2 separate regions of the Mus musculus genome follow, and region 2 is linked to region 1. A link is a loop called in an ENCODE intact Hi-C map of the cell type or tissue named here. Cell type or tissue: left cerebral cortex. All regions are shown on one strand. Each heading gives the region's core, and the rest is flanking DNA. Links, peaks and the distances in the headings are about the cores only. Region 1 overlaps Spock1 (sparc/osteonectin, cwcv and kazal-like domains proteoglycan 1). Region 2 holds the start of Gm32965 (a long non-coding RNA gene).

What was found. Peaks named below come from ENCODE experiments on the same cell type or tissue, not always from the same donor. Only the 100,000 strongest peaks of a DNase experiment are listed, where the experiment ranks them.
Region 2: it touches region 1 in a loop (11-fold over the local background); 2 of 42 quality-filtered maps call a loop at or near these places.

What each region holds. Positions count from the first base shown.
Region 1 is chr13:57,879,823-57,895,940 of GRCm38, reverse strand. All of the region lies in intron 2 of Spock1 (sparc/osteonectin, cwcv and kazal-like domains proteoglycan 1), which reads left to right. Among named protein-coding and RNA genes, the nearest start is that of Spock1, 20 kb to the left of the region's middle. In left cerebral cortex, for the core only: no CTCF peak of the experiment used is centred there; a DNase peak (open chromatin) is centred at 6,027.
Region 2 is chr13:56,670,046-56,686,163 of GRCm38, reverse strand. It overlaps Gm32965 (a long non-coding RNA gene), which reads left to right and starts at 7,540. Exons shown (of 6, transcript XR_003950564.1): 1 at 7,540-7,620; 2 at 11,695-11,804; 3 at 12,514-12,720; 4 at 13,802-13,906; 5 at 14,411-14,509; 6 at 14,620-15,119. Gm32910 (a long non-coding RNA gene) reads right to left here and starts at 7,547. Exons shown (of 2, transcript XR_382495.3): 1 at 7,464-7,547; 2 at 6,392-6,738. It overlaps Gm33019 (a long non-coding RNA gene), which reads right to left and starts at 3,560. Exons shown (of 3, transcript XR_382497.2): 1 at 3,343-3,560. In left cerebral cortex, for the core only: no CTCF peak of the experiment used is centred there; no DNase peak of the experiment used is centred there.

The DNA of each region.
Region 1 (16,118 bases), core at 2,576-10,575:
ACAGTAGTGTTTTGAATGTTACAGAAAAAAAAGCTGGTAAGGGAACTATAGAAAAAATGTATTTACACTCTAATGGGAGGATTCTGTTATTCTTTCAACTTTATAGTGTTTTTTCCCCCCAACTTAAGGGGATAGATAATTTAAAAAATAGAAATAGATGGTACATAAAAAAAGAGATGAATCCCTCATTTTTGTCCAATGTGCAGGTGATGTTAACTCTGGGTAGCATCTCTGTGTGTTCACTAGACTTCAGTAGTTTTGTTGTTTTTTAAATATTTATTTGTAGGGGTTGACATGTTCACAAAGGCGCATCTATAAAGGTCAGGGTACACCCTGCAGGAGCCAACTCTCTCCTTCCCTTAAGTTGGTCCTGGGGACTGAACTCAGTCATCAGCCTTGGCAGCTGGTTCCTGATAAACCATCTCAAACCAGTGAGACTTTTTAATGCCCGAGTTTCCTGTAACTTATACACTGTCTCTGTCTCCATGGTTTAACATGCACATTCTTTCTCGTTCACTTAGCAGAACAGTGTAGACATTTAAATGTGGCATTGGGTTTCAAAAAGGACATTTTAATTTGTTAGATCACGCCAGTGAATATGTGCATTCCATAATGTGCCAATCCAGGGTTCTGTGGATAGTCAAGTACTTGGTTTTTATTCTTCCTTGTTTTGGAGCATGTGAGTCTTCCTGAATCGAAAAAGAATTCAGCCTCACATTTTCAAGAAGTAGAGACCTCTGGTGTCCTTACACACGCATCTATGTTGGACGGGAACCTGCAGAATCGATGACCCTTACCTGTGCTTGATGTTAGCGTTTCCTGGTCAAGGACGGTAGGTAACCCGCCATGCCCACCAGGAGACACACAGGCAGTGGTCCTACTCAGGGAAAGTGCACGGTCCTCCACAGCCTGCTGGGAGGGCTGATTCTCACTCCCCTCTGGGTTCTGCCAAGGAGACGGTCTTGGAGAAGCATCAGCTCATTTGAGTGTGGAAGAGAACCCTCTTCCCTTTCTCACATCTGCACCTGGCTTTGGGAATGTCTGCAGAGCCAGTTCTCTGAGGATACCACTGAAATTGTGGCAGTATTAATGAACCCCAGCCTCACTTATAATTGGGAGCAGATGCTCCAAGCCGGGTTCTTAAGTGCAATTGCGGCTGACGAATCCCCTGCTGCTGGCAGATCCTATAGATGTTTTAATGCCCTTGTGGTGGAAGAGGCTGAGGGGAGATCATTAAAAATCAAGTCTATCTTCACCATGGCGGCAAAGTGGCTTCTTCTGTAGCATACAGACAAGGCCTGGGCCCCAGCTCGGTCTTCGTGTGTGTCTAAGACATCTGCCCGCTTTTCATTACCCGATACTTCCTCCCACCCACTGCTCCTGCCAGGCCTGCTGGATGTGCTCACTGCGGAGAAGGGAAGGGAAAGAATTCCCTTATGTTCTTTCAGCATCATCCATGAGCTGGAAGCACGAAGCCACCTCTCTAGGCCTGGTCAGCCATTCAGAAATGTTTTATAGGCCATTGGTCTTTATCTGGAGAGGATTGCGTCCCTGAAGACTCTGGCCGCATCTGGCCACATCTGGCCTCATCTGGCTGCATCTGGCCACATCTGGCCACATTTTGAGTTGCTATAGTGCGTGGGCAGGGAGGGGCAAATGGTGTCTAGTGGGAAGGGTGCTGTGTAGGAAATCTTCTTTTCCCCCAAAGAAATCTATAGTCAGGTCAAGGTTGTAAAAGATAGCCCATGGGTAGGCCATTCCTTTTATGGTACTTGAAAAAATTAACCTCTTTGAGAATCTTTTGCATGTATATCATGTACCCTGTTCCTATATTTCAAGTCCTCTCAGCTCCTCCTTCCATATGCTCCTCCCAACTTCACGATCTCTCCACTTTTTCCTTTTTCATAACTCACTGATTCCAGTTAGTGCTGCTGTTTGTGCACGTGAATGGAGGGTTTGCCACTCACTGGGGCAGGGGTCACCTACCGGGGTCCACACCCCTGGAGAGAATGGACTCTCCCCTCTCAGCCAGCAACCGCCATGAGCTTCTCTGCTAATGACAATAAATGCAAAGTATAGTTGCCAGATTGGGGAAGCTGAGGACATGGACATCTACCCAGCCGCCCTCTCAGTTGTTCACTTAAGAAATCAATGGGCAAATGGCTCCCTAGGTCTCAGGGGTAGGGGCGGGGCAGCTGGGAAACAGGCATCGAAGTCCCTGCCCTCAGGGAGCTTATACTTTGAGACACACACCCTCTTGCAACATTTGACTTCTCTAAGATTAAAGTCAGGATTAATTGAATAAATATGTTTTGTTTCATATCCTCGGAGGGGAATGTGGTAAGTTACTGTAGACAACCCACTATAATCAAGGCCGTATGACTTTTATTGTTTTTTGTTGAGAGAAAGAGCTACTGGGAGTTGTTCAAGATGCTCAACGCTTCCCTGTGAGTTACGGGAACCGTCTTCACTGCAAACCAGAGGCCCATTTAATTTTCTTACCTCAAAGAGTAGAGGAATGCAGAGGAAAACATTTCCATTCCCTCAGAGTTGACAGTTTCCAGATGGACAGGCCAGGACCATCCCTTGGTCTTTGTCTTACCATCCAGCTCATTAATATGCCTTACTGTCAACAAGGGGGGTTCTCTCTTTCAGCCTGTCCCTGTCCTTTATGCTGAACAGCAAGCTTTTATGACCTGCTCTATGACTCCACAGCAGTGTCAGTTGTGCCATGTGGCCCAGCATGCTTCAAGCTTGGCCTGTTCCAGGGTGTCCTGATTATGGCTCCGGCATGAGCACCTCAGCTCTCATATCCCCACTTCTGCATACTGAGGGTCATCATCTGTGGTCAGCCCAGTCCAACATTCTTCCTTGAGGCAGGAAAGGAGTCACAGCCTATGACAAAGTCATCGAGCCCAGTAGACTCACAGGTGACGTGGGATCCTGTCTTAGTCTTGGTTCAAGTTGTCTACAAGTCTAGATAGTACAGGTGGATGAACATCATCTCTGTTTGGATGTTTTTTTCTTCATAATGGGTCTTAGGATAATAGGAATATCGTGTGGTCTACCCTAGGCTGGTGGCATGACTTAGTGCCACCTCATCTCTTCCTTCCACTGCCGCCTCCTCCTCCTCCTCCAAGCCTCCCCACTGACTGTACTCACGTCCAGCCTGTGTTGCTCTCTCAGCCTGGCTGGCCTCAGATGTGAGCAGAGTTGAATGCTATAGATGTGGGAAGGGGTATGGGGGTGTGTGGACAGACACAGTTCATGTTTCTGGTCTGGCCTGAAAGCTTTTTTTTTCTTCTTTTTTTTCTTTTTAAGGATCCATTTCTTGCCTGTGTAACTCCAGTGTTATACTAGGCTGAAAGCATTCTTTCTCTTCCCTAGGCCTGGATTAATTTCAAAGATCCATTTAGTTATTTGGCAAGCTCTAAGGTACCTGGGGAAATGGAGGATGCCTGTCCTATAATACACTGCCCCATTAGCACAGCTCTGGAGGCTGCCTCCTTCCCTTCACGTAGATTTGTGATCACAAAACATCTGACCTGGAACTTGGCACCCAAATGATCTACAGTAGGGTCTTAGACACTTTCTCTCAGTAGGCTTTAGAGTCTTATTCTTTCTTTGCTATGCCCGTCCCACTGTAGAACTAGTCTTTCTGTAAATGTTTTAGTAACACACAGAACAGACTAGTGGAAGAGTCGGGCCTCTGAACGAGCAACAGGTGTCAGTACAGACACAAGCAATCAGTTTGTGGTGTATGGGCGGGGGGGTGGGGGGGCGAGGACAGAAACGGGGTCTCTCTTCCTATCATTCAGCTTAGGTAAATTCTCCCCGCCCCTTAGCTCAGGTGAAAGCTTCAGTTTGAGAGACTCCGTGGTCTCCATCACCAAAGCTTTCTTTATCAAGCATGGCCCAGGCTTGAGTGTGCCAGCTCAGCCTTAAGTCCTGTTTCCGAAGGCACCCATGCCTACTCAACTAAACAATTAACTAGGTGATAGGAATGCAAGGTGTTGGGGGTTGATCTGGGAAGGTCATCCCGTCCCAGTGAAGCGGTTAGTTAAGCTTCCAGGAGAAGGTGCCATCTCTGAATTGTAAGGTGGCTTTTGGGGGAGAAAGGGCTAGGTGGCAGAGAAGGATGCTGACCAGGAGTGTGCCTGAGGAAGCATCGGCACCCAGATGAGCCCCACTACCCCACATAGCTGAGGCTTTGCCCAACGCCCCATTCACAGATATTCTGTCTAGCAGCTGAAGGAAGCTGAAGGAACTTAGAATTTTAGTTTCTTCTTCTGGTATCTTTCCAAGTGCTAGAGAAGCCCGAGTCACAACCAGAGCCACCCTTCTCGAAAGATCGCAGCTCTCCTCCACCCTGCTCTGTTGGGCCTTGGTGTTCTTCCATGACAAGATGCAGCAGCCTTTCTTCTTCCTTCCCAGAGGCTCTTTGTTATTTAGTGTAATCTGCTTAGTCCCTCCTGGCCCTAAACTTCCCACTTTCCATAAAATTCTTAGGCATTCTCCTGTCCTACTTTCAGGCTGGAATACGGGTGGAGCCATTCTTTAGAGGGGGTCAGGTAGGCATGAGGATTGGCAGTAAGCTGGAGCTCCACCACATTTACACCCCCTTGGCTATACATTGCTCTTCTATTCAGTGCTCACCCTCTCTGTACTGGGAGTTGGATGTAATCCACATCTCCAGGAATCTGTAATCTCTCTGCAGGGCATATCTTCTCTGTGTGGAATGATACAACTCTATCTCTAAGGAAAGCAGGAAGGCACATAATGGGATTAGTGTACTGCACTTGCATGGGCTGATTAGCTCCGATTGTCTCAGGGCGGTATTGATTGTCTTTTGAAAGTTATCGCAGTGTTTGTGTGTGTGCATGCTTGTGTGTGTGCACACATGTGCCTTAAGGGGTGCAGAGGCGAGCAGCCTCCGCTTCCCGAGGCCAGTTGCCAACACTTGGCCATGTTTACTAAACACGGGGTGGGGGAGTGATTTTGACTTTTTGAGGGATTTCAGCCTGGGGAATAAACACAAGGCATTCATTTACTTTTGCATTCTGCTTTCTCTTAATAAGATGGATTCATTTTCCTATTATCTTAGGATTTAAAGCCAAGACCAGTTGAGTTGGGAGCCTCCATCTGACATCAGATTTGAGCCCTCTTTCCCATTGCTTCACACCGTTAGACTTGTGGTACGCTGTCGGATGCACACTTGGTTATTTAACCCCTTCACTCCCAGGCTAGAGGTCAAGATGTGCCCTCTGGAGGACCACTTCCTTGATGTGGTGGTTCACTCAGGGTCAACCTCTTCCTCTGGCTTATATATAATATTTTTGCCTTAAAACTGTAAAAGCCCATTTCTATACCACAGTGCTCATCTCTTATGGGTAAGAAGGCTCCAATATTTTATTCAGGACAGTGGCTGCTGAGGGTTCTAAGGCCTGTGGTTACAGACAGGGTAGCAGGAGTGCTAAGCTTAATATCCCGTGACTCTTAAGATGATAGTTTTGAGAGCGTCCATGGGGCAATTAGGGATATCCTACCATGTACCCAGAAAGCAGAGAAGTTATATACATGGCCAACGGTATTAAATATATCCCAAGAGCCTCCTCTCTGGTGAGAAACCCATCCCTATCCCATGCAGGTTGTCTTCATGGAGGGGTGCATTAGATGGAGTCCTGGGCTTTCTGGGAGTTGTTCCTTTGTCTCCTCAACTCTCTTCTCCTCTTCTTAGCAAGGGGTGGAGGCACAGGCTTCCCCAAGGCTGTTCTTTCTCTAGATTGACCCAGTCCTCTCTAAGCTGCTTTCCCTTGTTTGGTTAGTCATAGTGCACAGATAAGCAAGCTTGCCGCCTGAGGATATATCTGAATTGGGAACTCAATTTTTTTTCTCAGTTGTAGATCCCTTTCTTCCTTTAATAAAGCAGTTTGCTCATAATGACTTTTGGTAGCATTTGAGGGGAAATGCATTTTCCCCGGGGAACCTGGCTGATCTCACATGCCCGCAAATGCTGGCAGCTGTCACCCCACTTCCCCTTAGTCATCCAGTCACGCAGACTTGGGAGTGGCGAGGAATCTTCACTGTAGAGAGAAGCTTCTCTCTAAGAATTGTTCTCTGCCTTGCCACCACTGCCCGCTTCCCAGCAGGTAAGAACGTGTAGGTTTGGTCATCGTGAGAACGTGGGGAAGGAGTAGTAAGAACCCACCCTTGTTTAACATGCTTGTGAAATAAGGGCCTGACGTTCTGCTTGGTAGCATAGAAATTCCTTGTCAATATGAAAATGTACAGCCTGCACGCTGTCTGTTCTGCTTATTGTGCGCACACCCCGCCCTGAATTTGCATCCCGGGTACTTTACACAGCTCATTTAGGAGGCCTGAAGTGGTTAAGTGGCTAGCCCAGGCAGGAGCGCTAATGGGAAAGAGGCAAGCTTTAAATCTGTTGTCCCTCCAGTCCTTCCTCAAGCGGGAAGTAAACGCCATCCTGTTTGACAGGAGCCAGACTTACTCCACTGTTTTGTGCACACCCCCCCCCCCCCCCCCCGCCTTCCCAGAGTCTCTTGGATATTCTGAAGTGGGAGTGTCCTCTGACAGCTTTTAACAACAGTCCTTAGTGCCCGGTGCTGTCCGAGGTGACATGTGGAGCTTAATGGGGGGCTGTCTCTCTGTTGAAAGTAGGCTGTCTCCCCTTCAGATGCAATCCTTCCCCAGGGAGCAGGCAGGGGAGATGTCATGGTCCAGTGGCTATTGACCTGCTCCCATACTGAAGAGCTTTTAGGGCCTGCTGACAGCTGAAGGGCTTGCTTTGACATCTGACTCCCCCTTTCTTCCCCATGAGCCACGCCAGGCAGTGTCACCGGAGCCAAAGCGAGAGGTGGTGATTCCTACCTCAGCATCTTCCCTGTTTTTAGAAAACAAAAGAGATAAACATGAGAAAAAAAATCTATACACTGTCCCTCCAAGAGAGCTGTATTGCTTTATGTGTCTATACGCACATGCTCTGAAATGACATGGTGTGTTTTATATGCCTCTCCCATTTAAAAAGCTACAGAAATACCTTTCTAGGTAGTCCTCTGGTGGATAGATAGTCCAATAATTTATTTTAAAAGTTTTTTTTTCTTTTGGAAAGAAAAATTTTTGGTTACACATTTGTGTTACTTCCTACTTTCTCCTGTCAGGAAGAACATGTTAGGGGCGGATTAATTCATCAGCCATCTCTACAACAATTTCCTTAGGAAACATTTTTCAGAAAAAAAAATTTTTTTAGGGAATTTCTGTGAAATAAAAATATGCTGAAATAAAAGCCTTTAGATATTGTGGTGAGGGTTTGATCCCAGGGCCTCTCACAAGCTGGTTGAACGTTCTTCTACCAAGCTGTATCCCAGCCACAGGGCTTTCCCTAGGTTGTCATCAATACCTCTAGAAACCTCCAAGACCCTAAATCCTTCCATGGGCTTAGATCTTTACTCTTTAAGCCTTTATATTTCTTTATCATAAAAACTATTTCCCCTGGTGTTTTTGAATTGGTATCCTTGTGATCATAGTATTTTGTTTGTTTGTTTTTCGAGACAGGGTTTCTCTGTGTAGCCCTGGCTGTCCTGGAACTCACTCTGTAGACCAGGCTGGCCTTGAACTCAGAAATCTGTCTGCCTTTGCCCCCGCCACCCCCCCCCCCAAGTGCTGGGATTAAAGGCATGTGCCACCACTTCCTGGCTAGATCATATTATTTTTTTTTATTTAACATGTAAAGTGCACTTGCTCCTGGTCCCATGATCTGGGTCATTGGGTAAAACATTTGCTGCATAAGCCTGGTGGTCTGAGTGTGAGCCCTGAGCTCCACAGAGGAAGGAGAGAACGGAGTCCTTGGAGCTATTCTCTGACCTCTATGTGCATGCTGTGACATGTGGAATAATAATAATAATAAAATAATAATAATAACATTTGCTCTTGCCTCTAATCTACCCTCTTGTTCTTTTATCTTCCTTATTACCTAGCACAGACAGCCACTTTTATCATCATATTTATGTATGATATAAATATGTAAGTTACATTTGTAAATAAATACATAAAATTATATAATATATAATATATAATTGTAAAATAAAATAAAATAAAATTATATAATGTATTTCCAACGTTTTAGATCAAGGTGTCAGGTCCAAGGGGCTTTCGGCACCGGATGGATGAACTGAGGCAAGACGGCTCCAAGGTGTGGTTGAGGGGAAGGTTATATTGTAGATAGGAGGGAGAGGAGAGCCAGAGGCATCTGCAGGAGTCCAGAGCAGGGAGAGAAAGTAGTAGATTGAACATGGCCAGCAGACTGGAGCAGGCCGTGAGCGGAGGGCAGAGCATGGTGTGGGGAGAGTGGGGGGAAGGGAAAGGGGTTACCTAGGGGGAACCACGTGAGGGAGACAGGAAGAGAGAGGACCAAGGGAACACATGAACGGAATGGCGTGGTTATACGGGACCGAGAAGCTCGGAAGGAAAGCTCGGAAGAAGTTTAGGGTAGGGGGAAGACTGAGAAGAGCTGACAAGAGCCAGGAGGCCAGCATGGACTCCAACAGGTATTCACAACACTGAGAGAGACTCTGGAAGCCAGCATGCGCTTTGGCATACAGATAGGCACCACTGGTAGCCATTTGTCGAGTTTCTTTTGAACCTGACGCAAGGTACGATTATCTGAATATTGTTTGTATATTATTTTTTTAATATATTAAACATACTGACAAGACACTTAAAAAATACCAAAAACATAGAAACTTTTGTCCCTTGTGTTTAAAGATGTTCTTGGTGGACATATTTTCTGAGACACCTACATTTTCAATAATTAACAGATCTAAGAAGTTGACCGTGGACACAATAATGGTATTTGGTCTACAGTAAAGTTCCCACTTCCCCACAGGGTTGTCAATAGCTGCTTCTCACTTCAGGAGCTAGTTGGATACTGAAGGTTGATTCTGGTTATTATTATTATTATTATTAAAATCTAGAAAAGGAGGACATTTGTCAGTTTCTTTTGGGAGGGAGGCATCTTTTGGGACATGGGAACTTTTGGAGCACGAGACCCATGGTTCCATCAGATGTCACCCAATTCCCATACTTGATCACTTCTTCACAGTGAGGTTCCGTAGACTTTTTGGCAAGATTGCACTCCTCTTTTTTTTTTTTTTTTAATGTTGAGACAGGGTTTCTCTGTGTAGCCCTGGCTGTCCTGGGACTCACTCTGTAGACCAGGCTGGCCTCGAACTCAGAAATCCACCTGCCTCTGCCTCTCAAGTGCTGGGATAAAAGGCATGCGCCACCACCGCCCAGTAAGATCACACTTCTGAGTGATGTATTCCCACTGAGTCACACGAGGACCCCGATGTCAGTTGGTTTCACTGTTGGCCTTGCTCAGCTTGGTCACACGATTAACGTGGTGTCGGCTACATCTTTTCTTTGCAAGTGCCTTAGCCCCTTTATATGTATCTGATAAACCTGTGGGGCAGGACTCTGAGGCCCTCCTGTTTTTAATAACCTCTTGCCCGATGATTTTAGCATCCTTTGAAGGTTTTGCCTACCTCACAGGCCTCACTGGGGGCTGTAACGTGATGGCGTATAGTTCTACCGACCTTCGTACATTCAGACAGTAACATTTTTAAAGGAAGGAAGGGAGTTCCCTCTCCCCTTTTGGATGCTGTGAAGAGGTGATTCCTTTTCTGAGCTCAGTGTTAATGTGCTTCCTGGGATAATTACTGTCATTGTTCCCCTGATGCTGTGGTTGTTTGACTTGGGGACCATCTCAAGCTCCTATTCATGTTCATGTGGACAGTCTTGTTTCTTGGCTTAGGAAGGTACATCTCAGCCTATTCTTCATTCTTCCAGGCCAGGAGTCAGACCTTCATTGAGAACATTGTAGGTCCTTCTAATGAGAGCTGATGTCTGTAAGCCTGGCGTGGGTACGGGTGTACTCACTATGGCTGGGACTTGTCAGTACACCTTGGTGCATTAAATGCACCAGGGCCTAGAAACCATCTGCTCCTACTGACATTTCCAGTGTAACCCCAACACTACACCATGAGCTCACATACATTTCTAATTTTCCCAGAATGAGAACCTTGATTTCCAATAACGTCAATAATTGTACTTACATGTTTCAGTCTATAGCATAAAGGGAACCTAGGAATTATCCACCAGCACTCTTGAAACAAACCCACTGACACTCCAGACCACACAGCAGCCCCTTCTGTTCACACACTATATACTATCTAGCCTCAGAGAGAAGGGTGCTCCAAATGACTCGAGCGAGCTGCATTCCTAAGAGAAGTGATGCTGTTAACATCTTAATTCATGCTTAGACTTATTGCTGCTTGGATCCAACTTAGTTTATTGTAATTTAAAAATTATTTCTTAAAACATTTACATGGTCATAAAAGACAAACTTAAACACCTCTCTTTGATGTCTTAAGTCATTTGGAACGCCCTGCTCTATTAACTTTGGATGCCAGAAGGTGTTAAGCAACCAAAATGCTCCTCAATAGGAGTGACGGACTGGATAAACCACTTAGATCTACACAGAGAAAACACCTCTGTCAAAGAGGGAGAGAGGCCTCATTGAGCTGCTATAGAAAGGCCCCGTACATTTTTTAGTGAAGAAAGCAAGTTACAGAGAGAGAAATGAGACACATACAAACATGCCGAGGCACCCACATGTGCACACATGCACCCACAAGATCAAGAGATAGAAAGGAGACAACACTCACATATATTCAAACATGCACATGCACCTACATCCACCCATCCACACATCCACGTGTCATGTAGTGTTTTAATCGGCGAAGAACCACATATGTGACATCACTTGGTAACATGCTAACCTTCTTAGTTTATGTCACGTGATGATGCTTGCACGGCTAAGGAAAAGCCCATTCATCATACGCCTCCCTCATGGAGTAACAGATGACTGCATGCACGTGGGTCAGAGAGGAGACTAAAGCCTAGCTGCACTTGTTTGTAGGGAGAGACACAGAAATGAGGGTCACACGTCATGGGACAGCAGGGGCACCGAATGGTCTGACGGAGACTCCATTTTCTGTGCTGCCAAGGGCTGAGGTTCTTGCTTGGTCAAAAAGCATATGTGTTTGTTACAGTAGTGAGCAGTACCAAATTCCAGCCCCTCTCCTGGCTTGTCTGGTTAGCCCCCGCCCAGCCGTAAACAGGTGAGCAGTAAATGGGAGTGTATTCTGTTCCTCAAAGCCCCAAAGCCAACTGGGTTTTATCTGTTTGCCTGCTTGGTTATTTTTAGAGCCAGCACAAGAAGCGATGGGTTCGTTAAGGCCGTTTCATGTGTGCTTGTTCGTATACTTTCTCTTTTTCACTTTTGTTAAATTATTATTTTTAAGGAGTCTCCTACATGAGTACCGTGTTTGCATCATTTCCACCTCTGACACCCCGTGCAAGTCCTCTCGTGCCTCCCCCTTTCCCTCCCTCCCTCCCTCTCAAATCCATGGCCCTCTCCTCTGTAATTATTGTTACTACAAACAGACACTGCTTCTTAATTCTTCTTCTTCTGTGCTGGCCTCCCTAGCCCCTCCCCTCTTGTTGGTCCCCATTATGCTCTGCACTTCTGCTCTCCTGCTATGTGCATTCCTTTGCTCTGTAGTCCCAACACCTCTTCTCTCTCCTCCTGGTCCCCTTCCTACTTTTATGCCATAAACACACATACCACATATACACCACACACACACACACACACACACACATACACCACACACACCACATACACATACCACACACATATACTCACCACACACATACACACACACCATATACACATATACCACATACATACCACACACACACTCACTACACATATACATACCACACACACATATACTCACCACACATACACAGTACACACACACCACACATATACACACACCACACATACACACTCACCATATATACATACACACCACACATACACACACACACTTGCCACACACACATCACACACACACTCATACACACATACATAACACATATACCACACTCATACACATCACACATACTCATACATTTATACACTCACTCATACACACACATACACTCTTACATACATACTCATAAGCACACATACATACATATAACACATTCATACACACATGCTCATATATGCACAAACTCACAATATACTAATACATACACATACTAATGCACACTCTCACATTAATACACACAGATAGTCATACACACACATACTCATACACACACACATACACACATTTATACACTCATACATACATACACATACTCATAACACACTCATACACACACACCATATACATATACACACACTCTCATACATGCACAAACCCACACATACAGTGATACACACACATACTAATACTCTTACATTAATACATTCATGCACACAGTCATAACACAATGCTCTCTCTCTCTCTCTCTCTCTCACACACACATACACACACACATACACACACACACACACACACTCACACTCACCTCTTTCTTAGGCTGGCTTATTTCTCATGACACAACGATTATTGACCTGTTGGTGCACACCTTGGCTGATTCTCTCACTTGATTGTTATGGAAAGTGCAGTGGTGATCCTGGATGTGTGGGTCCTTCAGACGCAGGAGCCCAGGAGGGCTGTGCCTGGGCCATGTGCCGGTTCCTATGTTAGATTTCCAAGGAGCCTCCTACTGCCTTCCATGCCGGTGCGCCCTTAGGGATCGAGCGGCCCTCCCATCCCTCTTCAGCTGTTGTCAGTCTCCCTCTTGTCAAAGCTTTCCCAGCTGGGAGTTCACATTGGAAAAGGAGAATTCACTGTCCTGTAAGTGTGCACTGCGCACCTTTTGTGCACCTGTTGTTTGATCATTTTTCCTTCCATTATCACTCCTATGGTGTTTGTTTGTTTGTTTGATTGGTTGGTTTATGTCTAGGCCTGCTGTTCCCTGGCAAAACCCCTTTTTTTCTAGGTGAGGTAGTTAAGGGGGCATCCAAGGAAAGATAGCATAGGGAGGCTCTCCGTACCAAGGACCTCAGCCTCAGCATTAGAGCCATGGATCAGCCCTTTCCAGAGTCCTTGCTGGTGTGTCTCTTCCTGAGCCTAGTTCATGATGCTGGTGCCTGGTGAGCTGTCCTGCAGATGACCTCTGTGGCAGAGGATGCTTGACTCTAGGCCCAGCTGTGACTAGAGGAATGTCGTCACCATCACCGGCAGCATTTCTGTTCTCCTTTGTTGTCAACTGCTCCCTGACTCTTTCCTGCCCAATCCACTGAACTGAATCACGTGCCCTGTTATTCCCCTGCCCGCAGGCCCTGTGTCAGGTGATTGCCTCTCTGCTGATTGCAGGCTGCAGCCTCCTGGATCACCTAGCTCTCAGCCTCTCCTTTTGCTGTTGGGAGGTGGAGTGAGCACCATCTTTCTAAAGGAGATGCTCCTTGGCTTGCTGTTGGTTCAGGGCCTCCCAGAGGAAAACTGGGCTGAGCTGCAGTTTCCCATGGGTCTGATGTGCTGGCTTTTGCACACCATGAAATAGAGGAGCCCCCCAGAGCCATGCAGGAGCGTGGACGCACCCTTCCCTTTACTCTGTGCCTGATGGGCTGCTCCACTCGTACAGTGATGGAGGCTACTATTGATCAGGAGCTCACCATGTGCTGAGGGCTTATGTCCTATCTGCTGAGCCTTTGCAAGAGCTGAGTGAAGAAAGTTGCACCATTATCTATCTTGTTTTAGTGAGGAAGCTGGTGAAGTATTTTAAGAGTACAGTAAGAACACACACACATACATACACCACAGATAAACAAACACACACACACTATACATAAACACACCTAGACACATCACACTATACATACACACAGGCACATACACATCACATCATGCACTTACACACTAAACACACACAGACACACAATTATGTGGAAAATAGCAATTGACTCCTTGAGCATGTATCTTCTGAATAGATTATTCTGGGATCAACCCATTTGGAGACCCCGTAGAACAGATTGTGGTTAACTAAGATCAAGCTATTGCTGAATGATGCCAGTGCTTCATGAGCACTTACTCTGGGCTCTGCTCTGGCCTGAGGACTCTGCCTGGCTGTCCATCCTCCCCTCAGCAGCCCTGTGTGAAATGGCTGTTTTCATCCCTGTTCTTGCTCACGTGTGGGGAGGCTCAGAATGCCCAAGGAGAGAGGCCCATCACTAGAGAGCCAGAGTCCAGGTGTGGCTGTCTTGCTTCCTATTACCTGTGCCCTCATTAGCCGGCTGCACGGCCCATCAGGAGGAGAGCCTCTGTGTAAAGCAGATTGTACTTTCATTTATGTTTTCTTGGCAAGCTGCACATATTTGGGAGTCTATGTGTTTAGTGATGTGTTTATAAAAAAATAAAGATATGTAATATATTCTATGGAAGTGTAGTGAGGTCTGGGGGAAGGGGATGTCTCAGCGGGTCCATGACAAGGCAACCCTTCCCGCTGAGGAACCAGCCACAGGACAGTATAGCATAGAATAGAGTTTATTCAGGGAATGGGGAAGGGAATTAAGATGGTAGAAGAGACAGAGAAAGGCAGAGAGAGGGAAAGAGTAGAGAAGTAGAGGCTGGCCATGACTACATGGAGAGAGAGGGGAAGGGAATGGGGAGAGAGAGAAGAGTAAGAGAGAGAGAGAGAGGAAGGGGCAAGCAGCCCCTTTTATAGTGGGCCAGGCCTACCTGATTGTTGCCAGGTAACTGTGGGGAGGAGCATACTTGGCTGTTGCCAGGTAACTGTGGGGTGGAGTTTAGACAGATTGCTAACATTTAGTGCCACAGGGAGCTGCAGAGATAAGCTCTGTATCTGGGACACACTCATCTACCCATTCACAAGGACTGTCCACAGAGGGTGGTAGCCAGAAAAGGAGACACAGAAGCTGTTGTGCATAGTGTCTGGACAGGTGTCAAGTGCAAGGTGTGGCTCTCTGTGCCCTGTGTGGGTGGACACTCCCGTGGGCGGAAGTACATCCATGGGAGCTGGAGCTTACAGAGTAGGGCAGCCCATCAGGCAGCCTTAAGATGCCCTTCAGGGGAGAGGAGATGTTTTCTGCACAGAATCCCATCAGGGTGACTAAAGCCCTCAGAACACTACACTGGGCCATCGGAGCACTAACAGAGAGGAACATACAGTGTGCTCCTTCCTGAGTGGAGCCTCTGTCTCATGAGCTGACTCCCTGGGGAAAGTCCGATGCCCCTGCATGCACTGTGTGTTTGCTTTCAAAGGCTCAGTAAAGCCCTAGTGGTAATGAGTTATTTAGGATCATTTTCCCATGTGTGTTTGGCTGTGCTACCACCCTGCTTTTTTTCTTACACAAATTAATACACACCCAACAGAACTGTAATCACACTTGGACAAAAAATGTGGATAGCCCATTCCTTTTGATAACTTTCTGCTTTAAAAGTACTTAACTGCTAGAACGTTCTACTGCTGAAAACCTTAGCCCCTGCCTCCCAGGACTATCCGGTTGGTTCTGGAAAGCAGACCCAGCCTTTCCTTTCCAGCTACAATGCTAAGTTCCCTGAGGGTAAGCCATGTACCCTGGACCTCCTTTGTACCAGCCTGAGAGCATTTTCTTGGGCGCTAGATGAATAATAGATACTCAATAATCACTTGTTAATTAATTGACTGAAGATGTTTGTTAAAGGCCAGAAAGTTAATTAGTGGAGGCGGGAATCCAGTTCTTTCAACCTGTAGCCAGAGGCTTGCTATGTTAGCCAGCAAGCTCTGTGTTACAGGTCCTGTAGCCTCCTGCAGTTTCCCAGGTTGACTTTAAAAGCACCACAAACTCCTCTGTTAAGGACTTTTCTTTGAGCACTCCATTCTTGCCGTCCCTGCCTCTGTGTTATTTTGGACCTTAGCTGTGCTACAAGTAGGCGGTGTGACAGCCTTGTGGAAGGAGTTTTGCATGTGTGTGGGAGGCCCTTCTCCCTCAGTTTTATCTGACTACAGCTTCTTGCCCCGGGAAAGCATGCAACTTTGATCGCTCCTGCTTTGTTCTGTCTGTAGGTTTTTACCTGGGGGATCCATCCTGGGCTAGGAAGAGGAGCCATGGGGCTGGAGGCATGCTGCTTCCAGAA
Region 2 (16,118 bases), core at 4,286-12,285, 1.2 Mb after region 1:
GGAGGATCTGCAAACCCCACTGGTCTAAGTATGTTGCCTTCTGGATTAAAATCGTCCAACAGCTGAAGGCCAGATTCAGACATCCTGGCCAGACCCCTGCCTACCACCAGGAACCAAAGTTTCTTTGCCATCTCATCTCCCATCCCTGCCTCCTTAGGGCACACACACACTGGATCATCTACACCATCTGTACAACATGCCAGGCCCTCTTCTGGTGTCTATGGGCCATTGGATGCTGCCTGTGTGGGGAACATCTCAGAGTCCCCAAACAGAACCTGTGGAGTGACATTGTTCACACACTGCTGCATTTGTCATAGGGACTGGGAACTGAGACTAGGACACAACCCAGCTTCTTTGTCCCCAGTATTAAATGATATCAATTCAAGGTGTGCAGGTGGTTAGTGTCTATAAGCTGGGCTCAGAGTCCAACCAGCCACTCAACATTTGCTAAGTAGATTAATGGGGTTCTCTGTTGCTTATGGTATCCCCCAAATCTAGCATTGGGCCTGGCACAGAGTGGATGATCATTAAATGTCTCTGGAATGAGATGAACAAGTCCCCAGCACAGAGCACCCCAGAGCCATCCAGGAGCCCTTCCTGGGCGACAAGGCAGGAGAGAACAGACAATGCTAGGTCCCCACTAGTGATCCTGAGTCTTGAATATGGCATGTAAGCAGAAACTGAATATGTAGAGCTGTGACTTTGCGCTCTTTCCTCCCTGGAAGTGCCATTCTCCAAGCAGGTCCCCTGATCCTAATAGACTACTACTCTGCTAGAGTGGTCTCCTTGCCTGATATGCTTATGAAATCACCAGCTGTCCACCTCTCTCTGCCCTGCAGCTGTGAAACGGAGTCCAAGGATGCTTCCCCATGGCCCCATGCTGACAGTGTCTCTGGCCCCTCCTCTCCTAGAGGAGCCTGCTCCATTGCCCATGGTTTGCATGAGGTTCTAGGCAGAAACCCCTTACTCTTAAACAGCATGGTCTATAAAGGACTTCTGAACACAGGTAGCATTCTCTCTTCTATCTCAGTCTCTCTTCTAAAATGTTTGTGGATGACAGCCATGGTCTCCACTGCTACCTAACCCTTGCTCTCTGGACATCCACAATTGGAACAGTCACCAAGCCCTGAGACCAAGACCTGCTGCTCAAGGGTGGCTGAGGCTTTGAAAGAAGGCAGGAGGCAAGCCAACAATACAGAACTTTGAATATAGAACAGACTACTGGTATTTTGCAGTTGCTCCGATTTTAGTGACGTCACTGAGGTTGAGAGCAAACTGAGGTGACCCCTCAAGGTTTTCTTCTTTTAGACGAGGTCTCACTGTATAGGGCAAGTTTCCCACGAACTGGAGATTCTGCTGTCTCTGCATTTGGAGTCCTTGGTATTATAGGAGTGTGCCACCACACCCTGATCCAAGTCATACTTTAAAGTGATTTTTAGTCAGTTGTGAGAATCCAAATCCCAGACTTTAACGCCTCACTGTGTGGCTGAAGGCTCTGAAAATCGTACAGAGGGTTTGCCTTTTTTAGATGATAAAATGTTAGCTTGAATTTATGGAAAGGAAAATAATTCTAAGGGTCCAAGTAAACACCCTCGGAGGCACTTCCCCTGCTCTGTCTCGGGACGTGTGTTGGACAAAAAATATACTTCATCTCTATCATCCTGTTCCAAAAATCTGCCGCGAACACCCGCTGCACAGCCCTGGCCAGGTATTTGGCATGTGACTGTTAATCAACAGGTAGAGTCCCAGCTCTCCCGAGGGCTGCACTCCTGTGTGGTGCTGGAAGAGAACGTCGCTCAGGATAGCTTGCTGCAACTTCCTTTACTGGGAGGAAAACCACGTACTTTGCCATGGGAGAAATGGCCTCCCTCCCTCATCATGCACGCCCATCACTGACAAGGATGGGTGTGCTCTGGGATCCAAAGATTAGTTGTGATTTTCTGGGTGGTACCTTCTAAATATGTGAGTATGTCACATTATACCCTGTGAATCTTCTCCGTGTCAGAAAGCAGAGAGAGACAGAGACAGAGACACAGACACCACAGACAGACGACAGACAGAGTGCACTTGCCTAGTTGCCAGAGCCTTCCTTCAGAAATAGCTTTTATTATTATTATTTTTTTTATTTGTTGTTGGGGGACATCCTCAGTTTCATCAGAATTAAGGAAACTACAGTTCCCACAGTTCTCATGGGGTTCAGGAGACCAGAAAGGAATGAGCTGCTTCTGAGGCTCTGGGCTTGCGGGCTCTGGAGCTGCAGCCCTGGTCTTGCTGGTGCAGAGACCTATGCAGCCCATCTGTCTATGAGAGCCAGCTGCTGTGAGTGGAAGGTTTGCACCCCTTCACATTGCTTCCAGCACCCACCACAAAGTGATGTTAAGAAGAGGTGGGGCCTCTGGGGTGGGAGCTTAGGTCACATGGCTGCCATCAGGATCAGTGCCCATAAGCAGAGTCCAAGAGATTTCCTGTCCCTGTCCTGTGCCCTCACAAAGAAAGCAGGAAGCCAGGGAGAAGGGAAGAATTGACCCAATGTCCAGAGTTCCCAGCCTGGGTGAGGGATGGGCTCCTCTGGAAGCCCCTCTTCCTCTGTTGGCTCCGACCCAGATCCGTTCACAAACGGGAGCCAGGCTTGGCGCAGAGATCCATGGGAAGAGATGGGCTGGGGCGGCATCCAGATGCCCAGCTCACTTCACCCTGCTCAGACTTCTCATACCACTGAGCGCTGAGCCAGTTTGTTAGAGTTGTCATCAGAATCAGACCCCTCCACTGCTTGTACCGCAGGCCCTGGCAAAACCATACCTATTATCCACCAAAGATCTCCCCAAAGAGCATAAATCAACCCCTCTTTGTCTGTCCTGCAGGCTGTGTCTCTGTCTGTCCTGCAGGCTGTATGTGCGCCACAGAGTCCCAGCCCTCGGGTTCATTTGCTCTGTTCCGTTCATGTGTTTGTCCTTAATCATTCCTCCTATGATTTTTATTTTATTTTTATTTTTATTTAGACCATAGGCAGTAGATCTCTCTGAGTTCGAGGCCAACCTGGTCTACAGGGCGAGTTCCAGGACCGCCGTGGCTACACAGAGAAACCAAGTCTCAAAAAACAAAAACAAAACAAAACAAAAGCCTAAATCAATATATGTTAATTAGAGGGCAAGTATCACAGGAACAGAGAGCGTAGAAAGGGCAAGAACCCTGCTGACTTCCATTAGTCCTCAACCAAGATGACAGCAATGAATAGTTCGTGTCTATTCTTGTACTGCTACCCCCTAAATCTCACTCCGTGTGACACTTTGCCATCATTTCCCTCCTAACATATATCTTCAGCCTTTAGGATTCTACACTAACCCATCCCGGTGTGACCTTAAGCAGCTCCAAACAGATGCTTTTGCTTCCTCTTGCTCTTTACTGCTACTACAGAGCTGACATGGTGAGCATGTGTGCGTCTGTGTGGCTCTGGAATGAGCTCCTGGGCTGTTGGCAGTCCTCCCCTGTTGCTGGCAGGATGTGAACAACAGGCTCCTTCGTTACCTGTGCCTCAATGCGAGCATGCGCACATCGGTACGGGCGTGGGCACCGTGCGAGCATGCGCACCTCAGTGCGAGCGTGTGTATGCTTCCACAGGACCGAGTTCCTAAGGGAAGACTTGAGTTAGAGAATGGGTGTGTCTTTAGTTTTGAGAAATCCTGCCAAATACTGTAAGAGGGTTGAGCCAGTTTTTGCTCTTACTGGCAGAAGCCGAAGCACTCAGCTGTGCTATGGTGTTGACTTGGCTTTTACTAAAGGGCGACCTTAGAACACAGAAAATGTCGCCTTTGCCTTGGCGGTAGGATTTCTGCGTGGCGTGTGACGGCAGACATCTTCCAGCCCTGGCCAGACTGTCCCACAAAATGCTGTATATGGGGGGAGGGGGGGAGGGAGGGAGGGAGGGAGGGAGGGAGAGAGAGAGAGAGAGAGAGAGAGAGAGAAGACATTTTTTTTTCTTTCTGAGAAACCACAAGAGACAGGCAGAGGCAGGAAGCAGGGGCAGAGCTAGCTGGAAAGCCTCCACGCCAAGTTCTTCTCTTTACAAGGGAGCCTAGCATCACTTTTCCCTGAGTAGATGGGTCATATCTAACAACACACACACATACCCCCTGGCACATGACATACACTCTCCTGTTTCCCGTGTCAAGGGCACCATCAGTTGTGAAGATGAAAACGTCTCTAGAGGTACCATTTACATTCCTCCTAGGCCCTTCAGATAGCTGAGCATCCATAGAATGAGATCCAAATTCACTGTGATTTGGGGGTCCACTGGAAATAGAATCTCCACAGGTTAGACCTCAGCTGCGCTGGAAATGTTTAAAATTCTCTCTTCTCTATCTCCCTAGTCTACATCCCTATTCGAAGGACCCAAGACTGTTATGTGCAGTGTGTGTGTGTGTGTGTGTGTGTGTGTGTGTGTATGTATGTCTAGAAATGATTAGGAAAAAAAAGTTTAATATCTGAGTTCACTCACAAACATTCCAAATAAATCGTCACATCTCACCAGATGCTCAAACGAAGCTATGTTGAAAGACGGAAGATGGACTAATGCAGTGATCCCCACAGAAGGGACCAGTGTGGCTGGGACGGAAAGTGAGTCCCAGCCACAGAGTTTTCACACCATACCTCAGTTGAGTGACCATCCCAGAGGGACATCCCTAGGTCTCAGGTAAGTCTGCAAGCCACAGGGTTTTCCCAAGGCTTGACATACCAGGTGCCACCCAGGTGACTCTCAGACCAGCGATGAATCTGCACTGCTTTTCAGACCCTGCCTGCAGCTTGGATTCCCAGGCAATTGTTTTCAGAATTCATGGGCATCTTGGTTGGCTTTAGGAAGCTACTCTGACACACTGTCCAGAACCCGAACTGCTCCTGGCTCTAGGTTGTAACTGCCTGCTGTTTTCTCTCATCACCACTTTTAATTAAGTCCTTGTTTAGAACACAATGCTAACAGGAGAACCCCTTCTTAGGACTCAGTCACATTAAGGTCTGGGCTCCGGTTTCTTTCTTTTCTTTTCTTTCTTTCTTTCTTTCTTTCTTTCTTTCTTTCTTTCTTTCTTTCTTTCTTTCTTTCTCTCTCTTTCTCTCTCTCTCTCTCTCTCCCTTCCTTCCTTCCTTTCTTTTTTCTTTTTTCTTTTTTCTTTATTCTTTCTTTTTTTTTTTTACAATTCTTTCTCTTTCTTTTCTTTCTTTCCTTAGGCTCTGTGAAGTGAGCAGTTGAAAAACCACAGCCACAAGCTGTGGACCCAGAACAGAGGGGCACACACCTACTTCCTACAGTGGCCTTGCCGACATGTGCCAGACCATTATTCTACTACAATGAAATACCTGAAGTGGGTTACTTTGGAAGAAAAGAAGTCTGTGCCCTGATTTGCTTTTGTTGCTGGGATAAAACAAAGACCTATACAAACTTTGGGGGAGGAAAGGGCTTTGTTCATCTTACAGGTCATAGTCTGTCATTGTGGGAAACCAGGACAGGAACTCCAGCAGGGCAGGAGCTTGAAGCAGAACTGTGGAGTGACACTGCTTTCTGGCTTGTTCCTCTGGCTTGCTCAGTTCCCTTTCATATGCTGCAGGGCCCACTGCCTAGGAATGGCACTGCCCACAGTGGACTCGGCCCTCTTACCCTCCTTCTCAATTAGTAATTAAGAATGCCTCACAGACATGGTTACAGACCAGTCTGATTTGAGGTTTTCTCTTCTCAGTTGACTCTAGGCTTCTGTGAAGTTGAGAGCTGACAGTTTGTATCATAATTTTGAACAGAGAAGTCTCTAATGAGAGCTTATGTATGAAGTGTTGGGGTTCCATTTGGAAGGAAGAGGTCACACGTTCAAACAGGAAACCCCAGACCAGGACAGAGGGCAGGCTCACTCTTCCAGCAACTAAAGACCTCAAGGTCTCATGAGATCTATGCTAATTCCTTCTGAGGACAGCTCCTCCATTAGCGGAGGGGCCTGCCATGAGCTCTACCTCTTAAAAGGTCTGCTACCACCCACACCACTGCACAGGAGACCAACTTCTAACAAATCTTTAACAGACATGCTCAAACCGCTGAGGAGGGCGAGGTGCCCTTCCAACGGAGAAAGCTTGAGAACAGGCTCCTCCTCTTGGAAAAAGCCAGAACTCAAGGACAGAGATCCAGGTCAGTCCCTATGGAAAAACACCAATGAGGGGGCCCTCCTTTTCAGTGAGGACCCATTGCCTAATGGGCACACATACAGGTGCCTTCTGTGACAAGTGGAAGACAATTAGAGAAAACTGAAGCTTATCAAAGATCTACCACTTGCTAATGGGGGCAATTCTCCACTGTCAGATACAGACTTTGTCCCTGTTTTACAAGTGGGGAAACTGAGTCACAAAGAAGACAAGCGACTTTCCCAAGGTTTTTATGTCAATTGAAGTGTGCGAATGTAGAAAGCCCAAAAGAGAAAAAGAAGGGGACCAGTGGGGCTGGAGTTGGTGCAGTCAGGCAGACACTCCTTGATCCCCATCCCAAAGGCTCTTGTGACTTCGCATACGTTCTTCTCAGTGAGCTTACAATTCCCCATAAACAGACCTGGAGTGCCAACTTGAAAATCAGAGTCATTTCTCAGTACTCCCTTTTGTGTGTAGTCTTCAAATCTGGGCCTAGTGGCCCAGGTCTGTAATCCCATCACTCGGAAGACCGAGACAGGAAGGTTGTGAGTTCAAGGCCAGTCTTGGGCTGCACAGCATGGTCTGAAAGACAAAACAAAGCTCAGCTCAGCAAAGCAAAGCAAAGCAAAGCCCTCTGACACTAGACAGAGACATTCCCGTGGCGGCTGTTATTTCCTGGCCGGCTGCAGTGAGTGAGTCACCGGGAAGGGTGCACCTGGCCATCGTCAGGGCAAGACAGCAGGGGGAAAGGGCAAGCAGGCCAAAGCCACACCAGTCAACATCCCAGAGAGCCAAGAGCGGCCTCCCAAACAGGATGCATTCTTCCATCCAGCAACAGACCTGGGCACATCCTTCCTTTTCCATCAGAGCCTCAGTTGCCCTGATTTGAAAGCAACAGAGCTGATGAGAGAGCTGCTTTCTGTGTTCCTTCCTGTTTCCAAGCACTCCTCCTTGGGTCAGGGAGGTGCCCCCACTCCCCTATTCCTACACCCATCCCCTCCCCAACTCCAGGCTGCGAAAGCTGCTTTTGCATCTTGTTTTTCCACAAATACTTTGAAGTGACAGCATCTACATTTATCTTCCTCCGTGTGCTCTTGAAGTTGGACATTTGTTTAATTATCTCTGTCTTTGATCAAAGTCTCTAGAAGTCTCTAGGCTTCCTTAGTCCTGAATCTAGTGATAGAACAAATGCATCCAGGAAGAGGACAGCTGCCCTCCCCAAACCCACCCCTCCCGGAAACCTCAACAGCCCACTGGCTGCTAGGGCATAGAAATCCCGCACACGTTGGCTACTCTTGGCTGGCTACCTTTTGTCTCTCCTCCAGAGAGTGTTCTTGTGTCTGAGCTGAAGGAGATGGAGCGTGAAGAAGCTGAAAGATCTAACAGAGAGGAACGGCCGGAAGTTTACAGGGAAGATGGCTAGTCCCTGCCAATGGGGTGAAGAAGTCAGACATCTGGTTGCTGGTTTGTTTCCTGCTGAAATTTAGGGCAAAGGGGCCCTTAGAAATTTGGGTCTGGGAGAGTGGAGAAGAAAGGGAGTAGGAGGGAGGGAGAGGTGTGTGTGTGTGTGTGTGTGTGTGTGTGTGTGTGTACTGTTCTGTATGCTTTGGGTTGGAAGCTGTTGTTGAAAGCTGCGGAGGAGAGTCTGGCACAACATTCAAAGCCCTCGGCTTCCGGGAGTCGGCTATATCTGAGAAGCCCTTGCATGTTTGCCCTTGGACCAAGTCCACACTTTCAGGAGGAGCCCATGGCTTCAGTCCAAAGTCCTGCCAGATAACAGAAGCAGGGGGTGAACCTAGAATTCTTCAACCATGGGACAACTGAGAGTGAAGGACAGGAAACCACAGTGCCCTGCACCCCCATCTCACTAGGACTTTGTGCCTTCAGCCCTTCACATCCTACCGTGTCCTGAAGGACAATGGCCCACCTCTGGTTCCCACCATCCACTATTGTCAGGGATATTAATCCCCATTACACAGAAGAAGAAACAGGGTCTGAATAGAGACATAAACTAGCCTTCACTTTCAGAGTCTTGTCGGGCCAGATGCAGGCTCAGATTTGTTGCGACACCGGGTGCTTGAAGGACCTATGAAGAAAGCTAAATCCAGCAGCAACTGTGGCTATGCCCTCAAGGTGCTGTTTCTAGGTCAGGTAGGATAGGGTCCATTGTAAAAACCCTAGGGCTTCCTGAAGCTTCTGCTGGTGGTTACTGCTCCAGGGCATACTGTGTCAAAAGCCAACCCAATTTTGGAGCATTACCTCTCAGTGAGCTTCAATGACTAGCTCTTATTTTAGAGGAATAATCATTGAATTGATACTATATGAGTCCTTCAGCTTTCTGCATTTTATTGCTTTCATAATATCTGGGAAGATGGTTCTTATTTTATGTTAAAAACGTCAGATGGAAGTGCCGTGTTGATCTCCCTTCCTTCCTTCCCTTCTTCCACACACTGCCTGCCCAGTATTTGTTGGGAATTGCGTCTGACGCTATATGGCAGTAAGGCAAGCAAATGGGAACTTTGACTTCACGGTGGAGATCGCTGGCTATACATAAGAAAACACGTTTGAGCATTGGCAGGGGGTGTGTGTTTCTGATGGAGAGGGAACTAAAGAGATCAGGGAAGCAAGGAATGCTGACAGCAAAGACCTTGTATCAGGCAAGACCACGGTGAACATCGCAATCTAGACCAGAAGGCACTGTTGTCTGAGATCCAGGGAGGTTGGGGCTGAGGCCAGTAGCTAGTTCATAAAAGCCTTTAGCCACCTGCATGTTCCTTGATTCTCCCAGCGGTGCAGAGAATGGAACCAGCTTCACTGGAGAGTCAGAGAATTATCAAGGTCTGGCCCAGTAAAATAAAAGCCCATGCCAGATTTGCTTCATGGGGCAGGGGTAGTGGTCTGTACCAGTGGCAGATGGGCCACTGTGTCACTGAAGTGCAACGCAGTCCATGTAAGGACACTGTTGGGTATTGGTCAGAAGGTTTTCTTACTCATCAGCGCACATCTAGCTTCTATGAAAGACAGGTCACCCTCAAAATCCCCATGTCCAAAACCAAAAGTTTGCTAGCCTCTTTCACTCCTGCATCTATACTTGGGGAAACAGCCAGGCTAACACAGTGGTCCTCAACCTTCCTGATGCAGCGACCCTTTAACACAGTTCCTTATGTTTCGGTGACACCCCCCCCCAACCATAACATTATTTCATTGCTACTTCATAACTATAATTTTGTTACCCTTACAAATTGTAATGTAGATATCTGATATACAGGACATTTAATCTATAACTTACCCTGTAGGGGGCTCATGACCCATAGGTTGAGAACCATGGGGCTAGAGAGGTTTTTATCAACTGAGTGAATCCTTTCTCCAGCTTGTGGTGCTGAGTGTCCTCTCTTCAATGCATCTCTTTCGAGCTGTGTGGATTCTTGAGCCAGGTTAGTAATAGGAACATTTGGGTTCCCTAAGAATTAGCATATTTTATGTCCCAGTTTACATTTTACAACCTCTTCTAGTGAAACCTCTCTGCAGCCCTGACAGCAGGAGAGATGGGTGACCATCTTGCTTTATACCTCTTGTTTGGCTGTACTCACACTACTTAGCGTGTGGCATGATGAAGTATTATCTCCCATGTGTATATTCTGTCACACCTTTTTTCCATCTTCAGAATGTCTGAAACTTAAGGAGGCTTGTCTGCCTTGCCTACCATTATATATTCCCCACCCAGAGAGTGAGGCCTGGCCTGCAGCAAGCAGTCAGTAACTATGAGTGTAATGGATTGGCTATTGAAACTTATTTTACAGATGGGCCCGAGGCTTAGCCAGGTTGATTGACCCAGATTCATCCAGGTATTAAAGAGTTGAGACGCAAAACAAAAAAAACTTCAGTTTTCCCCTGAGGACTTTTGCTGGGATATGGCCCATCTTTGGGTGACATAAATACACAAACATAACGATAAGAGACTGGCCCAAAGGCGAATCTTTACTAACTCAGAGGCTGATTTTCAAGTAAGGGAAACTAGAAATGATAAAATGAACAAAGCAGCAAGGGAAAGACAGGCAAACGTCGAGAGAAAAGCAGAAGAACTCAAAGCCTATGGAGAGAAACAGAGGGACTCGGAAGCCTAGGGTCCTGAGACACCGGTTGGTGAAGGTGATTGGTCCAAGAAACTCCGGTGACTGACTGTGGTGCTTATTAGCTTGCCAGAGCACAAGCTGGCCTCCAGACTTTCTCAATGTCACAACTACCTGTGGCTCTTCTCAGCTCTTCTCTGCCCTCTACCCTAAACACTCTCTGTCTCTCTGTCTGTCTGTCTCTCTGTCCCTGTCCCTTTCTCTCTGTCTCTGTGTCTTTGTCTTTCTGTCTCTGTCTCTCTTTCAGCTTCCTTTTTCTTGGTCTCCTCTCTGTCTCCTCCCATCCCCAGCTTGTGGCTGGTCCAGTCTTCTTTCTTCTCTCCCTTCTCTGGACTCCTGCAGATGCCTCTGGGTCTCCTCTCCCTCCTATCTACAATAAAACCTCAGGAAGCTGTGCTCTTCCACAGAGGCGTGGGGGGAACAATGGCGTCTTTTACCTTGAAAAGAAAGACTCCTAGCTGCCTTCTTGGGAGCAGATGGAGAGAAACCGTCTTCACTCAGTTATCTTTAAAGGTGGGAACTTATGTGCTTATTGTACATGCTAGCCTTAAACTTGAGATTCCCCCTGCCTCCCCCATCCCCTGCCCAGTGTTGGGATTGCAAGTTTGACTGGTTTGACTTAGCATCCTTGTAAGGTACCCCATAACCTCAGTTAGCGGTACTCCCCCACTTCTCATTAATCAAGAGCAGAGCAAATGGCTGGACTGGTTCATGACCCAGTTGTCTTATTGTGAGCAGAATGTTGTCTTTAGACAAACTTTGTGCCTAACCACCAAAGCCTATGAAATCATGTGACTTTGAGTGAAGGGAGGGGAAGCGACCTCTCACCCTAAAGTAAGTGCTGTCCTGCCTCCCAGAGCCTGGTTCTCTGATGGCAGAGTGTGGGGAGGAGAAAATCCATTGGGAGCTGAGGTGAAGATCTCCCTCCTACCATCAAAGCGCTGACCGCAGGTCTCTGAACCTCTGCTCCCGGGCTCGGGCTCAGCTCCTGCCTGCCCTTGAACTCTACCTGTCTCCTTTCTCGGAACTGCAGTCTTCCAGTGGCTGTAGAGACAAATGCTAGGGATGAGTGGGAAATGACATTCCTCAGAGTACCTCAAAAACAAACAAACCCCCAAACAACACTCCCCTGCCCCGCCCCCCCCCCCACCGCCATACTGAAACCCAGCAGCGTGCTAAGTCTCTGAAACAGCCTGATTATCACAACTATTCTGAAATAGTCCCAAGTGCTGACCACCAAGGTTTGCTGAGAATTCTTTCAAGGGAGCCAGGATGCCCTAGCATGGGTAACACACAGTATCAACAGTTTTCCCCTTAGTCCTTATTCTCTTTGGTAGAAATTCTTCCCAAATTTAATTGACAGGCATTTTCTATGGGTTTCCATCTTGACCCTTTTCTGCACCTTCAGGGATGTTGGAAAGTAATCGGCCAAGAGAGTCAGCGCGCAGCTTCCTCGGATTGCAAACCTCGGGGTCCCAGGAACACTCGTGATTCTGCCGGAGCAAATGTACATCGCAGGTATGGCTCCTGCTGTGCTGGGGAAGTGTTGTATTCTTCTTTAAATTTCACACTTCACATTTTAGAATTTGACAGTTCATCAGACCCTTATTTATATCATCAGAACAAATATGGAGAATATGTGCTGAGACCGTTTTACCAACAGGAGCCACAATGACCCCAGCAACAAGGAGACAAAGTGGATTCCCATTTTCAGTGTCTGACCTAGGAGGCTTAGTGCCACCCCTCACTTCCCCGGCCCCGACACAGCCCAGGCACAGTCCAGGGAGGGGACACCCACGGGGCATCTTTCTAGCCCTAGACCCAGCCCCGCCTGGCTCTTCCCTAGAAGGGCTCAGAGCCAGGTACAAGCATCCCCTTTTTCCCAGGCTGCTGCATCCATGATCACGCCTTGGGATATTTTATTCTGTTCAGAGTCCCACAAAATCATCATTTAGCTAACACATAATTGTTGGGGACTTACAAGACGCCATTGTTCCCCCCACACCTCTGTGGAAGAGCACAGCTTCCTGAGGTCACCGAACTTCCAGAAGGAGTTAGAATTACCAGTGGCTTTACAAAGAATGGCTCCTTGCACCAGTCACGCTCAGGGTGGGGCTGAGGGAAGTCTGACAGGATGTGGTGTTCTCCAACTTAAGGCTTTCATGAAGAAAACAGCCCTGAAAGCCTTCTCTAAGGTATGCAAGCTTGAATCGGGATATTTCCACAGTGCTCCTCCACAGAGCTCCTCCTCATACAGTGCCCCTGGAGTAATTGCTAGCTCGAGGATGCTGGGGAAAAAAGAAACAGTCGCGGCAGGATGGCTGGACTCAGCGAGCACGGAGGAGCAGGAGGCATCTGGAAGCAAGGCACAAAAGGATGAAGCTTCCAGAGAGGAGGAAGGCGCTGAAGAGATTCTGCTCTGGGGAGAAGCTGTGTGCGTATCTGCACGTGAATGTGTGTCTATATCTTACTCTGTGTATGTGTTTTTGACCTAGTGTAGTTTTAATTTTTTTTTAATTTTATTTTATGCATTGTTTTCTCTCCCTCTCTGTCTCTATGTCTCTGTCTCTCTGTCTCTGTCTCTGTGTGTGTGTGTGTGCGCGCACGCACTACTTGCGTGCCTGATACTCGCAGAGGTCAGTTGAGGGCATCTATGCCCTGGAATGGAGTTTGGATGATTGTAAACCACCTTGTAGTTCCTGGGAAGGGTCCTTTGCAAGAGCGACAAGTGCTCTTAACAGTAGAGAGAATCTCTTATAACCATCATCTGTCAATAAAAAAAAAAGCCGATAACCAATCAGCTGAGACAGGAAATAGGAGGTGGAACATTGTCAGGAAGAGAGAGGATTCCAGGAAATAGTGAGAAAATAAAAGGAGAGACTTGGGAAGAGATTTGAGAGGCTGAGAGAGACACTAAGGAGATGTGAAGGGAGAAGCAGCCAGGACTGAGGACAGGTAACTAACCGAGTGGTAGACATTGAATAATTTGAATGAGTGAAATAAGTTACGAGCTAGTCAGGGGATACGTGAATGCTACAACCTAGGCATTTATTAATAAATAATCAGTCTCAGAGTCGTCATCCCCGAAGCCGGAGCTGGAAAAGAAAAACTAGGAATTTATTTTATTTTACACTTACATGCTGAGCACTCTCTCCAGCCCAGCTATTTTTTTTTTACATTATTATAAAAAAAAATTGTTGTTCTGGAGGTGGGGATGTAGCTCAGTTGGTCGAGTGTTCGCCCAGAGTTCACAGAGTCCTGGGTTTGATCCTGGAACCGTGTAAACTAACCAGTGATGCAGGCCTCTAATTCCCGCACTCAGGAGGTGAAGGCAGATGGGCTCGTGACAGAACACTACATATATACATATATAAGTTCAAATTAGGCCTTTTATGTAAAAAAGAAGGAAGGGTACTTCCCAAAGACATTAGAATTTCCATAGGATATTCAAAATGATAATTAGTTTTCAACAGCTCTTCTAAATCCCCTTTCTTGTCTCTGAACAATGCTTCCAGAAGAGTGGCCATGTTTCAAGTAAAAACACTCTCAAGGCAACAGAACGGGTGAACAACTTCAAAACAAGATGAAACTCAAGTGCTCGAGACTCTCCATCGACACTGGTACATCCTTGGCGAGACTGGGGTGGAATGCGTTTTGCAATCTGATTTTTTTTTCTATTAACACTATACTTCAGGGCTTCACCTACCACTTTCTAGAAACTAGCAACAGTACTGAAAGCTGCATCTGATAGATCTTTAATGTTGTCCAAACTGAGATTTTTTTAATTCATTTTTATTAGTTGTGTGTGTGTGTGTGTATGTATGTGCATGTATGTGTGTACATGTATGGGTGCATGTGTGTGTGCATGTGTGTGTGCATGTGTATGTATGTATGTATATATGTGTGTGCATGCTTGTGTGCATGTGTGTACATGTGTGTGCATGTATATGTATGTGTGTACATATGTATGTATGCATGTGTATATGTGTATGTGTGTGTATATGTCTGTGTGTATGTGTATCCTAGTTTTTGTTTGTTTTCATTTTTTACTGGTGTTGTTCTTCTCACTCTTGGTTTTGGTGATGACCAAAACAACAAAACCCATCGCTGTGCATTTTTTTTAGCTTGACTATGAGACCTATAAGATAAAGAGTGAAGAGTGAAAAGCTTGAACAAATGGGGATTTCAGGATAGCACCCTGGGCCTTGTCAGTGTTCCAAGAGGTAAGCATGGGAGGAACCAGGAAGTCCTTGGCGTTTATCCTTTCATTCCAACCCTCTTTTCACCAGTGCGGCCTCACCATCTGAGCTGTATACTCTGGTGATCCCGACAGAGAGCTCAGGCACGAGGGAAGGCAGAGGCAGGAGGAGTGGGCGGCCTGCATCCGAGGAGTCTGCAGCTGACACACATCACAAAGGCTGCTGCTGACCGACTTCCCACTGTAGGCAGCTGGGGCTCAGTGCAGCTGGAAGACTTGGCAACGGTGTGGCTCCCACTGAGAAGCAGGCGGACTGTGGGAGGTAGACATGGAGGTGTTGGTCTACACAGTCCTGACCAAGTGTTTGTTGAGAACTGATTCTTGAGTACTACATATCTGCTCTGTCGCTTGTCTAGGGCAGCCGTCAGAGACTCGGGCAGCTGATAAAGAGCCACAGTGCTGGGAAATGACTTGTTGAGGAGCTGTTAGGAGCGAACAGAGTCAGGGTGGCAGGGTCAGGGTAGCTGGGTCAGGGTTGCAGGGTCAGGGTAGCTGGGTCAGGGTAGCTGGGTCAGGGTAGTGGGGTCAGGGTAGCAGGATCAGAGTTGCAGGGTCAGGGTAGCAGGGTCAGGGTAGCAGGGTCAGGGTAGCTGGGTCAGGGTTGCAGGGTCAGGGTAGCTGGGTCAGGGTAGCTGGGTCAGGGTAGTGGGGTCAGGGTAGCAGGGTCAGGGTAGCAGGGTCAGGGTAGCAGGGTCAGGGTAGTGGGGTCAGGGTAGCGGGGTCAGGGTAGCAGGGTCAAGGTAGCAGTGGCCTCAGCACTGTTCTGAAAGAACACAACACCTCATGGAACTCAGCACGGCCCACTTACTGGAAGGAATCAGGAATCTTCTCTTGGGGACACGTGCGGCTCCCTGGATACTCAGAATGCCCCCTTTCTTTGGGAAAGGCTTCCTTATACTCTGTGTCCTTGGAGGAGAGAATCCCTGTGACCAGGCTTATCACCCTGACGGCTGCAGGAGGCCAGGCTTAGGCTCACGAGCTTAACAAGAATCATTGGCTCCTCCAAGTCACAAGAGAGGAACCCAGAGCTCAGCAGCAGGGTCCTGTGTATTCTGCCCAAGAGGACTGTCAACAGAGTCATAAAATGTCATAAGATGTTTCTTCATTAACAGCAAAGAACAAAAGACATTATATTGCCAGGCAGGGTGGTACACACCTGTGTTGCTGGTGATTGGGAAGTGGATACAGACGGGTGAGGTCAAGGCCATCCTGTACTTCAGAGCCAGTTTAGTCAGGCTGAGCTTCGTTAAGTCCTCTCTCTCTCTCTCTCTCTCTCTCTCTCTCTCACACACACACACACACACACACACACACACTGTTACACATACACTCACTCTTCCTTATACACACACTCACAACACTCTCTTACACACACACTTATACACACATTCACACACACATATACTCTTACACACACATTCACACACTTACACAACTCTCTTACACACAGTCTCTTATACATACACATTCATAGCATCCTCTCTTACATGCACTCACACACACACTCTCATGCTCACAACACTCTCTTACACACACACTCATACACATACTTACTCTTATATTCATACACATCC